2 separate regions of the Homo sapiens genome follow, and region 1 is linked to region 2. Evidence: chromatin contacts called from ENCODE Hi-C or POLR2A ChIA-PET data. All regions are on one chromosome and are shown on one strand. Each heading gives the region's core, a stretch centred on a gene start or an enhancer-like site at or near the end of the contact. The rest is flanking DNA. Distances are from core to core; before and after follow the strand shown.

Region 1 (6,400 bases), core at 508-3,007, 69 kb before region 2:
AGGTGCATGCCACCATATCCAGCTAATTTTTTGATATTTTTGTAAGGACAGGGGTGTCACTCTTGCCTGAGCTGGTCTTAAACTCCTGAGCTCAAGAGATCCTCCCACCTCGGCCTCCCAAAGTGCTAGGATTATAGGTGTGAGCCACCATACCCAGCCTACTAAATTTTAATAATGGTAACTTCTGCAATTTTCAGGAAATAGCTACTAGGTAGGATTTCCTCCTAGGCCACTTTTCTCTTTTCTTTTTTTCCCCCTTCCCTTTCCCCTTCTTCTCCTTCCCCTTTTTCCTCTTCCCCTTCCCCTTCTTCTCCTTTCAGAAGGAGTCTCGCTCCATCACCCAGGCTAGAGTGCAGTGGGGTGATCTGGGCTCTCTGCAACCTCCATCTCCCAGGTTCAAGCGATTCTACTGCCTCAGCCTCCGAGTAGCTGGGATTATAGGAGTGCACCAACACATCTGGATTTTTTGGATTTTTTGTAGAGACAGGGTTTCACCATGTTAGGTCAGACTGGTCTCCAACTCCTGATCTCAAGTGATCTGCATGCTCCGGCCTCCCAAAGTACCGGGATTATAGGAGTGAGCCACCACACCTGGCCTCTAGGCCACGTTCTTAAAGCTTTGTCCTGTCACCATTTATCTGCCAGGGACAAAAACAAAGAAACAAACAGAAGTAAGCCGATATCAAGTAGAAAAAAAAGCAAAACAAGTTAAGATTCTATTATGCTAGGAAGGTAGGTATAGATAAGTTCCTATAGGACCCTAATGGTCAGGATATTGAATTTCGACTTTATCCTGAAGACAATAGGGAGTCTTTGATATGGAGACAGACTAGAAATGTAAAATCAGTCTCTACATTTCAGAAACAAGGCTGAGTGCCGTGGCTCATGCCTAGAATCCCAGCACTTTGGAAGGCCGAGGCGAGCGGATCACTTGAGGTCAGCAGTTTGAGATCAGCCTGGCCAACATGGCGAAACTTCGTTTCTACTAAAAATACAAATAGCCAGGTGTGGTGGCAGGCGTCTGTAATCCCCGGTACTCAGGAAGCTGAAGCAAGAGAATTGCTTGAACCCAGGAGGCAGAGGTTGCACTGAGCCAAGATCACACCATTGCACTCCAGCCTGGGCAACAGAGTGAGACTCAGTCTCAGTAACAAAATCTAGGCTGGGCGTGGTAGCTCACGCCTGTAATCCCAGCACTTTGGGAGGCTGAGGTGGGCGGATCACCTAAGGTCAGGAGTTCCGGAGCAGCCTGGGCAACATGGTGAAACCCCGTCTCTACTAAAAATGCAAAAATTAGCTGGGTGTGGTGGCATGCGCCTGTAGTCCCAGCTACCAGGGGAGGCTGAGGCAGGAGCATCACTTGAACCCGGGAGGTGGAGGTTGCGGTGAGCCAAGATCACACCACTGTACTCCAGCCTGGCTACAGAGTGAGACTCCATCTCAAAAAAGAAAAAAAAAAAAGAAAATCTATTGACAAGATTGACAAGAGTTCATTTTAAAGATGATTCTCTACACTTGGAGCATGGGATCTTGCCTGTCAGCAATTTTCAGCCGTCTCCAGATTAGTAACTGTGACTTGCCACCCTGGTTGATGGGCTGGCAGGAAGGAGTGTGTCATATCAGAGATTGCCACAGACACCCAGGGCAATGTGATTTGTCACTTAAAGAGGACGGCAGATCAAGAGCATCTCATCCTCCGGCTGCTGAGTCATCCTGCTCTGGCAGTTATTTAAACAGAAGGCTCCAGGAGACATACAATCAACACTCCACTCAGACAATGCCCAGACCTCCAGAAACCATGTGTCAAGCTCGGATTGCCTTAGACAGGTGCAATTTAAGAACAGCTTTCATCCTCTTTTCTCTCATATTGTCACACTATGTGTTCTGACTTCTGGCTCCTTTCCTCACAAGAAGCTCACCCAGCTGGAACTCTTATGGGACCTTGGCACCAGAGACCACAAATTCCTCTTTGAAGTTTTCTAACAGCAACAATGGTATTTCTGACTTGGCTTTCTTGTATTTCTCTCACGTTAACAAAATTGGTTCAGCATCTACCATGGGCTACATGCTGAGCTACAGGTAAGGTTTGGCTAAAGGATGAATAAGAACCCCTCCTTGTCTTCAGGAGTTTGTCTAGCAGAGGAGTCTGTCATGTAATCAGGAAACTCCAGTACACAACGTGATAGCTCTAAGACAGGTATATACAAGATGATGTTCTGGACCTTAACTGTTTGGGGAGTACTACTGCCTTTGTCTAAAAGCCATCACCCTTTTTATATGCCATTTGGGAGGAACTGGGGGGACGTGGGAGGCTTCAAAGGGTTATGGGAGGATGGACATTTTAAAAGGGCTTTTCTTTTCTTTTTTTTTTTTTGAGACAGAGTTTCGCTCTGTCGCCCAGGCTGGAGTGCAGTGGCGCGCGATCTCGGTTCACTGCAAGCTCCACCTCCCGGGTTCACGCCATTCTCCTGCCTCAGCCTCCTGAGTAGCTGGGACTACAGGCGCCCGCCACCACACCCAGGTAATTTTTTGCATTTTTAGTAGAGACGGGGTTTCACCGTGTTAGCCAGGATGGTCTCGTTCTCCTGACCTCATGATTCACCCGCCTTGGCCTTCCAAAATGCTGGGATTACAGGCGTGAGCCACTGTGCCCTGCCAAAGGCCTTTTCAAATCTAACGATGTACTCACATTTCCACCTGTCTGCCAGCCCTTGTCCAGTTTGACCTGGGCACTCACTGCTGCTCTGGTGGTGAGTACTGCTGATGGTTCTTTTCCCTGCCCATCCTTGAGGTGCTCGCTTCAATATGTCAAATGAGGACTCTCATTACATTTGGCTGTCATACATCAGCCACAACTGTCCTGCCCAGAAGAGCTGGCCTTGGCTTTAAAGCCTACATCCTGGCTGACCTTCTTTACTGCTTTATTAAGGAATCCAACTTGCTGTTTGCTATCACATGTGCTATACATGCTGTTGATGAAACTGCTAAAGGGGCTGAATGTGACTGACGTCTTTGGAAGGATGAGACTTAGCGTGCCTGTACAGTTGTGTCCAAATGCTGTCCTCATCTCCCAATGAAAAGGTATTGTAAATAAAGAGAAAGATCAGAGGCTTATTTTAAACACTAAATATGAGCTAGGAGCTGTCCTAGACACTATGTAAAAGTTTTATTTAGTTCTCACTGTAATGTTGGCCTTATGTTAGCATCCCATTTTTCAGACTGAGGAAATTATGGCTCAGAGAGGTTAAGAGACTTATTGAAGGTCACACAGCTCCACAAACTTTGGTGTAGATTGAACGTGTACATGGGTCTATGTGACTTTGAATCTTGCATTCTTTACATTATTGGAATATTTCACAGAAGGAAAATGACATATTAACATGGCAATAAGATTTCTGGTTCCAGTCTGGTTACTGGTCTTCCAAGAGTGTTATAGGATGTATAGCCTGAGCTCTGAAGCTTTGTTCTGAAGCATGCTATCAATATGAACAAATTGGTATGGAAGGAAGCCACAAATTATATACTAAAATCTAGTTCATCAGAGGAAAATATAGTTAAATACATTTACATTCCCAGAACTGTTAATATTGAAGAATAAAACACACAGTGGGAAAGAGACGAAGAGAAAATACGCCTGTTTTTATGACTTGTTGATATCTACAGGGTTTTTCCTTAAGCCTCACAACAATTTACAGCATTGCCAGCAGCATTCAGTACATTCAGAACAGGATAATTTCACCCGCAGCTGAACTAGGGCCATGCCTGGGACAGACAGAGAATGGCCTTCCAGCAGACATGCCAAGAAGCAAGCCAGGGTCAGTGAGTGAAGAGGAGGGCAGGCCCATTTGAAGCAACACAGTTTATGTAAGTGTGATCTAACTGCTTTCACTGGAAATGGGTCAGACTCCAGTTGAGAGAACCAGGGGCCTGAATGACCCCAGCAAAATCACTGTGGCAATTCTTTCAATCACCTCTGAGAATATGGCCCTGTGACGACATAATGACGTTTGGATTAATTCCAGTCGGCTGTGTTTTCCCCTCCTTTCTTGCCTCCCCGTAGTTGATTTGCCAAATTTTTTTTGTTTGCTTAAATACGCGGAACTAAACAGGATACATTATATGACAGTCTGTGATAAATTTACCACTGGGAATAGGGAAAAAGTATGGGATAAAGAAATAGGTATTTTTCGCCTCTCACAGCTGTGATTCAGTTCTGACTCAAAAGGAAGTGTGCCACCTACTGAATCACAGAAACCACTTCCTGTGGCTGTTTGGTTTATTCTGGAGGAGCATCAGGCCAAGTGCTGCCCTGCCCTGACCCTGACTGGCTCTTCAGAGCCAAGGCATTCACAGCTTGAGGTGGTTTGGCCTCAGACTCTTGAGAACATTGCATATTAAATTACAAGTGTTTCGTTTCCTAGCAAGGAGTCTTTAGCAACATGAAAACGAACGTGTGTTATTTGCAAACCAAGTATATCATTACTGAACCTGAATATCCTTACTTTTTCATAAGGTACGTATTCCGGATGACCACTCTTAAGATCTGAATGTACACTGGTTCTGTTTTTCCTGAGGGGAACTTGGGCAGTCTGCAGGGTGGCATTTACCAGCTGAGGGACTTCAAGAGCACCCTTTAATCAGTGTGGCAGCACTCAACTTGTATTCACTCACTCAGAGTATTTTTGAGCATGTACTTATTGCCATGTGCTGTGCTAGGTAGGGGTAGAGGGTACAGTGGTGAACAAGACCCCACAGCTCCTGACCTCATGGCTCATGTGTTCTACACCATAAGGGAATCAAGCTGTGTCTCCCGGGGCAGGGGCCTTCCTCTGTTCACCATGCAGCCCCAGCATCTAGCACCTGGCGTTGCATAAAGGAGGCTCTAAATCAAGCTTGTCCAACCCAAGGCCCACGGGCCACATGTGGCCCAGGATGGCTTTGAATGCAGCCAAACACAAATTTGTAAACTTTCTTAAAACATTATAAGATTTGTGTGTATGTGTTTTAGTCCATCAGCTATTGTTAGTGTTCATGTATTTTATGTGTGGCCCAAGACAATTCTTCTATGTGGCCCAAGGAAACCAAAGATTGAACACTCCTGCTCTAAATACTTGTTTGTTGAATAGATACATGAAAAGAAAGAAGGAGAGAAGGAAGAAAGGAGGGCGGAAGGAAAGGAAGAAGGGAGAGAAGAAGAGAAGAAAGAAGCAGAGAAAGGAAGAGAAAAGAAATTACGGCCAGTGCGGTGGCTCACGCCTGTAATCCTAGCACTTTGGGAGGCCTAAGCGGGCTGATCACCTGAGGTCAGGAGTTCGTAAGCCAGCCTGGCCAACATGGTGAAACCCTATCTCTACTAAAAATACAAAAATCAGCAGGGCATGGTGGTGCGTGCCTGTAATCCCAGCTACCTGGGAGGCTGAGGTAGGAGAATCGCTGGAACCCGAGAGGCGGAGGCTGCAGTGAGTTGAGATCATGTCACTGCACTCCAGGCTGGGCAACAGAGTGAGACTCTGTCTCAGAAAAAAAAAAAAAGAAAGAAAGAAAGAAAGAAAGTTACCATTAGTTTTTTGTTGTATTTGCAAGCAAAGACAAAAGCACCAAGGTACTTGTTTCCTTCTGTAATTAGAGTTTCAAATAGACTAAAAGTTTCTGCTCTTAGGTGGGTCTAGAGACTCTCCAGTACCTCAGGACCTCAGGACACATGGGGTCTCTTGGTTGTTTTCTTTTCATTGTTGTTGTTTATTTTATTTTTGTTTTTATTTTTTAACTTTAAAACAATTTTTTGTAGATGAATATGCTTACATATGTTTGGGGGTTTTTTTGAGACAGGGTCTTGCTCTGTTGCCCAGGCTGGAGAGCGGTGGTTTAACCACAGCTCACTGCAGCCTCGACCTCCCAAGGTAGGGACTGCAGGTGTGTACACTGGGGTGCACCACCACACCCAGCTAATTTTTAAATTTTTTTTTGTAGATATTGTCTCACTCTGTTGGCCAGACTGGTCTTGAAATCCTGGGCTCGAGCAATTCTCCTGCCTCGGCCTCGTAACGCGTTAGGATTACAAGCGTGAACACCGCACCTGGCCAGCATGTGGTCTCTTAACCAGAGGAGGCCTCTTCTGAACTAGGTAGAGGTCCTGAGAATTGATTCTGAGAGTAAAAGGCTCTTTGTTCTCCTCAGAGTAGATTAGAATCCCTAATGATAGAGCATCTATTATTCCTCTAGTGGTCCATGCCCAACAGATTCATCCAAGAATAGATGAAGATCTTTGTAATGTTGTGCAAGTAATCTAATCACCCCACAGAAGAGCTGTGACTTAAATTATCCCAGAGTCGGCCCACCTGTTTTCATAAAGATCAATGTAACTTGTAAATTTCTTCAGTTCTCCTCACCTATCATCATT
Region 2 (6,535 bases), core at 3,559-6,058:
TTTACATATTTATTCTTTCTTTTGTTTTTTGAGACAGGGTCTTGCACTGTTGCCCAGGCTGGAGTGCCATAGTGTGATCTTGGCTCACTGCAGCCTTCTCCTTCCAGGTCAAAAGTGATCCTCCCATCTCAGCCTCCCAAGTAGCTGGGACCACAGGCATGAGCCACCACTCCTGGCTAATTTTTGTATTTTTGGGAGAGATGAGGTTTTACCATGTTGCCCAGGCTGGTCTTGAACTCCTGACCTCAAGTGATCTACCCACTTCCACCTCCCAAAGTACTGCGATTACAGGTGTGAGCCATCATGCCCTGCCCATATTTATAATTTCTAATAGCTCCTTTATTCCTGTCTTTTTAACAAAGTATCCTATTCTTTTATGGCTGTTCTATATTATCTCTCTGAAGATATAAGAAACTTAAAAATTATTTTTCTTCTCTTTGCACGGTCTCCGTTTCCTTGAGAACATTTTTTTTTCTCGTTTCTTTGTTTTGGTTTCTCTTTCACATATTCCTCAGTATTTCATAGTGATCCTTGGCCGCCTGCTCTCACTAAAAATGGAGCATTAAAGAGATCATTTGGGTTGGGCATGGTGGCTCATGCCAACACTTTGGGAGGCTGAGGTGGGTGGATCACTTGAGGCCAGGAGTTCAAGACCAGCCTGGGCAACATGGTAAAACCCCATCTCTACCAAAAATACAAAAATTAGCCAGGTGTAGTGGCTCGTGCCTATTGTCCCAGCTACGAGGGAGGCTGAGGTGGGAGGATCACTTTAGCCCCCAAGGGAGGAGACTGCAGTGAACTGTGATTGTGCCACTGCACTCCAGCCTGTGTGACAGAGTGAAACCCTGTCTCAAAAAAAAAAAAAAAGATAATTTAGAGTTCCATGTCCATGTATGGGACTTACTGACCAGGAGATTTATTATGAGATGTTTTGGCTGCAACATTTTATTCGGGAAGCCCTGACTATAGTATATCTTATATTATATATAACATATATGTTATATATAACATATATAACATATATAATATAAGATCTATGTATATATACCTTATAGTGCCCATAAGTATTTTTATGACACCTGGAAGAGAGTCTTCCATTTTCCTGCCTTGCAGGTAAAAACTGGTGGCTAATGTTTCAGTCAGAAGGCTGGTGGAGAAATGGTAGTGTCTCAATCTTTAGTATGTACCCATTTTATTTAATCTGTTTTCAATATGGTAGCCTGCTCTCACAGTGCCCTGTGCCCTCTGGTCAAGAAATACTGTTCTATTCTTTCTAGGTGATGAACCTTCAGTGTTGTGCTGGAGTAAGAAAATGGCAATCCCTTGACTACAAGGAGTTGCCAGACTCTGGGTATATAACTGCTTCTTAAACATTGACTCAATCTTCCTTCTTAAGGCCCAACTTTATTCCCACTTCCAAAATTACCAGACACGATTACTGGGAGCTGTTTGTGGGTTTGGAGGCATACATTGCATTGCTTTTTTAATTCCTCTACAGTCATTGTAGAGTATGAAGCTTCCTGAATTATGTTGAACCCATTTGGTTTCAGATTCCTATTCAAATTTCTCATCCTTTTTGTCCTTGTAGACAAATCTTCCTTTTCGTTTGTCTTGGTGTTCTGCAGTTTAGCTAGGATGGGTTTAAGTGTAGGTTTTGTTTACCTTGCATTGGGTTTCTTATGTTCCTGAATGTGATGATTTGTGTCTTTTATCAATTCCAGAATATTATCAGCCACTTTTTATTTTTTTATTTTTTTAGAGGAAGTCTAGCTCTGTCACCCAGGCTGGAGTGCAGTGGCTCAATCTCATCTCACTGCAACCTCTGCCTCCTGGGTTCAAGCGATTCTTCTGCCTCAGCCTCCTAAGTAGCTGGAACTAGAGGTGTGCACCACCACGCCTGGCTAATTTTGCGTATTTTTAGTAGAGACGGGGTTTCACCATGTTCGGGGACTGGTCTCGAACTCCTGACCTTGTGATCTGCCCGCCTCAGCTTTCCAAAGTGCTAGGATTACAGGCGTAAGCCACCGTGCCTGGCCAAAAATAACCTCTTTAAACACATTCGACATGCTTATTATCATTTCAGAATCTATGTCTTTGCAGATTTGCTTCTGTTACCATTCTGCTTTCTTTCTGTTTTTGTTTCTCTTGCTCTCCGTGGCTTCTTTTGTTGTTGTTTTGAGATTTTTCCAATCTGTACTCTTGTTCCTTGGAAGTTTATCTGTGAAAGCTCTTTGCGACCTAAATTTAAAACATCTACAAGTTCTTCTATCAGTACCACTTGGAAACACTGCCAACCTAGAACCATTTTAATGTAAATTTTTAGTTTGGGCACTTTGAGCCATACAGAGAGTGTAAATTCTGACCCTAAGTTCAGGTTGAGGGCCACTTGAGGTTACATATTACCGAGAGAGACCTCTCACCCTCATCCATAATTAAGACCAAGGAAAGCAAGTTTCTTTACTATTTTCCTTTTTCTTAGTTGCCTCATTAAAGAGAACAAAATTGTTTCTGGTTGGAGGAGGGTCTCAAATAAGAACTGCAATAGTTAATAGGCCCTCATGTTTATCTTTTTTTTTTTTTTTTTGAGACAGAGTCCCACTCTGTTGCCCAGGCTGGAGTGTAGTGGGGTGATCTCAGCTCACTGTAACCTGTGTCTCCCAGGTTCAAGCAATTCTCCTGCCTCAACCTCCCAAGTAGCTGGGATTACAGGTGCCCACCACCACACCCTGGCTGTTTTTTGTATTTTTAGTAGAGACGGGGTTTCACCATGTTGGCTAGGCTGGTCTTGAACTCCTGATCTGCCCACCTCGGCCTCCCAAAATGCTGGGATTACAGATGTGAGCCACCACACCTGGCCTATCTTTTATCATTTGTACTAAACCATTAAGTCTGAAGCTTTAGACCCCCTAGAATTTGTAGATTTCAATCCGCTGCATCCCATCTCCACTCCAGGCAGTGGGGATATGGTAAGCTATCTCAATGGCGTACACAGCAACGTTTAGTTCTTGTTCACATCACAGTTCTTTATGGAATAGTCAGGTCTTCCCAGAGATTCTCTTCCAAGCGGTGGTCTTGTATTTTGTGTGCTTACGTTGCAGAGCTCCAGTACCTGGAACATTTGGCTTTCAAAGGCATTACAGAAGTATCTGTAGGAAGAATTGTAGGACTAAGAAGGAAGTTTTCAAGGCAACACTTCTGTTTATGTTTTATTGCCAGATTTTTGCCCCAGTCAAATTTATATGAGGCCAAGAGGCCGTTCATGGTGGTTCATGCCTGTAATCTCAGCACTTTGGGAGATGGAGGCTGGCAGATCACTTGAGGTCAGGAATCCGAGACCAGCCTGGGCAACATGGTGAAACCTCGTCTCTACTAAAATTACAAAAATTAGTAGGGTGTGATGGTGCACACCTGTAGTCCCAGCTACTCAGGAGGCTGAGGCACGAGAATAGCTTGAACCTGGGAGGCGGAGGTTGGAGTGAGCCAAGATTGTGCCACTGCACTCCAGCCTGGGTGACAGAGCGAGGCTCCGTCTCAAAAAAATAAAATAAATAAATAAATAAAATAAAATAAAAATGAATTTATAGGAGGTCAAGAAATATAGTCTTCTTGTGTGCTGAGGAAAAGGAATTGGTGAATACATAGCATTATCTCTGTCACCAAGGAGGGCTCTAGGGACTCTAATGGATTTAGAAAATGTAAATTTGCGAAATGAAATGAAAAAAATGAGTAAGAAATCAGTGAAATAGTTTATAACCCATCTATTGCAGTTGAATTTATAATATGTCAAATCTGATTCAAACCAGGAGAATTGATTCCCAGATTCCTTGAGCATCCTTGCTCCAAGGCTGTTTTATGTTAATGACATGCTGTGAGCTAGTTTGGGAACCAGTATGGTGATGCTTCGAGAATTATCAGGACAGAAATAAGATGAATTTTCTGGACTTACATTTCTGGGAGATATCCACAGATTTTGTTAAGCATTAAAACTCTGACCCCTACTGTTCTTCTATGCTTTTTTCATGAAACCCATTAGCCTAACCCCCAAACATATAGTCCTCTCTCTCACCTTTTAATCTGTACATGTCTTGTTCTCTGTGCTTGGAGTTCTTTATTACTGTTTGCCCTCATGTTAGGCTTGTAATCACCAAAAGTTTATATGTAATCTTTTCTCAGAAGTCTTTTTGGAGTCCCCCAAAAAGAATTGCTTGTGTTTTCTATGTGTTTTCAAATATCGTTGTTGGTTTTACTTATTTATATGGTTGTGGTCTTCATCACACCGCCTTATTCCCTAAAACACAGTTATACTCATAATTAGGGTGTGATCACATTGGAAGTAAAGATTGAGTCTTTTTGTGTTTTTTCTCCATAATCTAGGATAGTTCTAGACACATAGAAGGTGCTCAATAAATGTCTGCGGCTCAGTGATAACTCTAGCTTAACAGAGTTCTCCATGCACATGGTGAAATTATTCAGTTCAGTCTAGCTGAGGGGATTAACTAACTGCATCGTAGCCCCGCTCCATAATCCACATGATTGTGGTCAGATCACTTTAATTATAAGGGAAGAAGACACAATCTCTACCCTTAATAAACTTTATCTCTAGAAAAGAGATATAAAACACACCCAAGTATACACACAGATATACAAAGAAGTTACAATTAAATTTAAATGTACGAGTGCTTGTTAAGCAGAAAGGAGGGAAAGACGGAGTGCACTGGGGGAAAAGAAAACCTATGATGTGAGGTGAACATGCACAGGCAACTGTGGCAGTGTACCCAGCCTGGCTGTCCTCATTCACCCCTCAGCTGCATGCTGACGAAACAGTCACTCTGTCTGTTTGGAAGCTAAAACATTTTTAGCAGGCTTGGAGTGCAGACATGACCACATTTAGCTCCTCAATGCTGCTCCTGATTGACAGTCCCTAAAATGGAAAGCTGGAAATTTGGTCATATATGAGTTTAATATCTCATCAGAAAGAATTTAAAAAGCAAAGTGTATTGACCTTTTTTTTGTTTTGTTTTTGTTTAGTTAATATCATTTTTCTATCATGCAGCTTGAAATAACACGGTGCTAAGCATGGATTTTTCCACCGAATGAGGAAATTCTAATTCTAATTGTTAGTCTCTTTATCAATGACGCCAAGTGGCAAGGAACATCACCATCTTTGGAGACCTAGTGGTGGAGTTAAACTACTACAGGGAAACAACTTTACGTATAGAGGAGTTGAGCTTCCTAGAGGAAAAGGTACATCTGTTTTTTGTTTCTCTTCCTTTTTCCTGATACAACTTAGCAGAGCAGCACAAGTTTGTAGGTGTGGAACCACCACTTTACCCAACACATGCCCCAGAAAATTACCCAATTCCTGTCTATTCTGCTTCCCTTGGCACCCCTTTTCACCTCCCATTCCAATCCTGTCAGTCTCAATCAACTTTTACTGCTGACGTATGGGCCCGGCTGCTGAATGCCTTGACTAGAATCCTGAAGAGTAATCACATCTGTTGTTACAGTTGTAGTGGTGGTGGTGATAGTGGTGGTATGTGTATGTGGCTTAGGTGGGGGACAAGGAATGTTACATGACAGCTTGTTTCCACTCCATGTTCTTCAACAGTAACTATACATCAGAATTTAGTATCTGGAGATTAAAAACAACAACAGCAACAACAGCAACAAAAACTAAGTAATAGAGATGTTCATTTCCAGTAGTGACAAACTAGTAATTCAGACCAAACCTCCTACTGAGTTTTAATAGAAAAGATGGGGGAAAATCCATTTGAAGGTATCTGAAAGCTAAAGAAGTAGGGCATAATTAGTTCACGATTTGGAAAAAATAAAAATCAAGAGACCTTGTGCCTTATGATTGAGGCTGCTTTTCTCCTAGAGACATTTGAAAATTCCAGAAAAGGTATCTGGGGTATAAAAGTCCTTCCCAAGTGGAAGCTTATCAAACTCTTTGCACATAAGGTTGTAACTCCAAAGAACTATAGCCAGGAATAAGGGTGAAGTAGAAGCCAACTGGCTCTCTCAAAGACTGTAGCCCAGTTCCAAATTACTTTTATCACTGAAATTATCTTAAGTGTTTCCAGATTGCTAGAGGTCCCAAATGTCCCAAATGCAAACTTTTTCCTGGGTAAAGTTGACATTATGCTAGACCTCAAATTATGTCAACATATAATTTTTAAAACACAAGTTCTGATGCACAATAGAAAATAACCAAGACTCTAAGAAGACAGAACTTCATGAAAAATAACTAAAAACAGTCTTGCAAACACTCCAAAAATTAGGGTCCTCAAACATTGATTTTAAAAGCTATGCTTTCTTACATTCATAGAGATAAAAGACAAGATTTGGAATTATAGCTGAGAGCTAAAAATATTAAACCATGGTAAACTGAAAAGGGATCAAATAGAAAAGCTAGAATTTGCAAATGCAGTAACTAAAATTAAGAACAAAATATATGGATTTAACAGCAGATTAAACACAATTGAAGAGAGAATCTGTGATCTGAATGGTAGGACAGAAGAAAATATGCAGAAAA

What was found. Hi-C counts contacts between places; a loop is a spot of excess contacts on that map. ChIA-PET counts read pairs that join two places held with the same protein, here RNA polymerase II (POLR2A). Pooled maps may share reads with other maps.
Region 1: a map of heart right ventricle shows a loop between it and region 2 (15-fold over the local background). The contact joins the promoter of LUCAT1 here to the enhancer-like site in region 2. A Hi-C loop is called at or near these places in 3 of 168 maps with a recorded cell type or tissue (Right ventricle myocardium inferior, heart left ventricle and heart right ventricle) and 7 of 50 pooled maps. POLR2A ChIA-PET finds 5 or more read pairs at or near these places in 5 of 52 experiments (AG04449, Panc1, T-cell and 2 more).

Annotation. Positions count from the first base shown.
Region 1 is chr5:91,309,759-91,316,158 of GRCh38, reverse strand. It overlaps LUCAT1 (lung cancer associated transcript 1), which reads left to right and starts at 1,757. Exons shown (of 5, transcript NR_103548.1): 1 at 1,757-2,079; 2 at 2,382-2,521; 3 at 2,930-3,081. RefSeq lists enhancers at 1,458-2,245, 1,133-2,332, 3,777-4,321, 3,684-4,883.
Region 2 is chr5:91,243,529-91,250,063 of GRCh38, reverse strand. It overlaps LOC107986432 (a long non-coding RNA gene), which reads left to right. Exons shown (of 7, transcript XR_001742795.2): 2 at 5,054-5,244. Among named protein-coding and RNA genes, the nearest start is that of LUCAT1, 68 kb to the left of the region's middle. Within about 2 kb of position 4,808, at least 2 of the 41 ENCODE cell types and tissues checked have a DNase peak (open chromatin) inside an H3K27ac peak, as active enhancers do.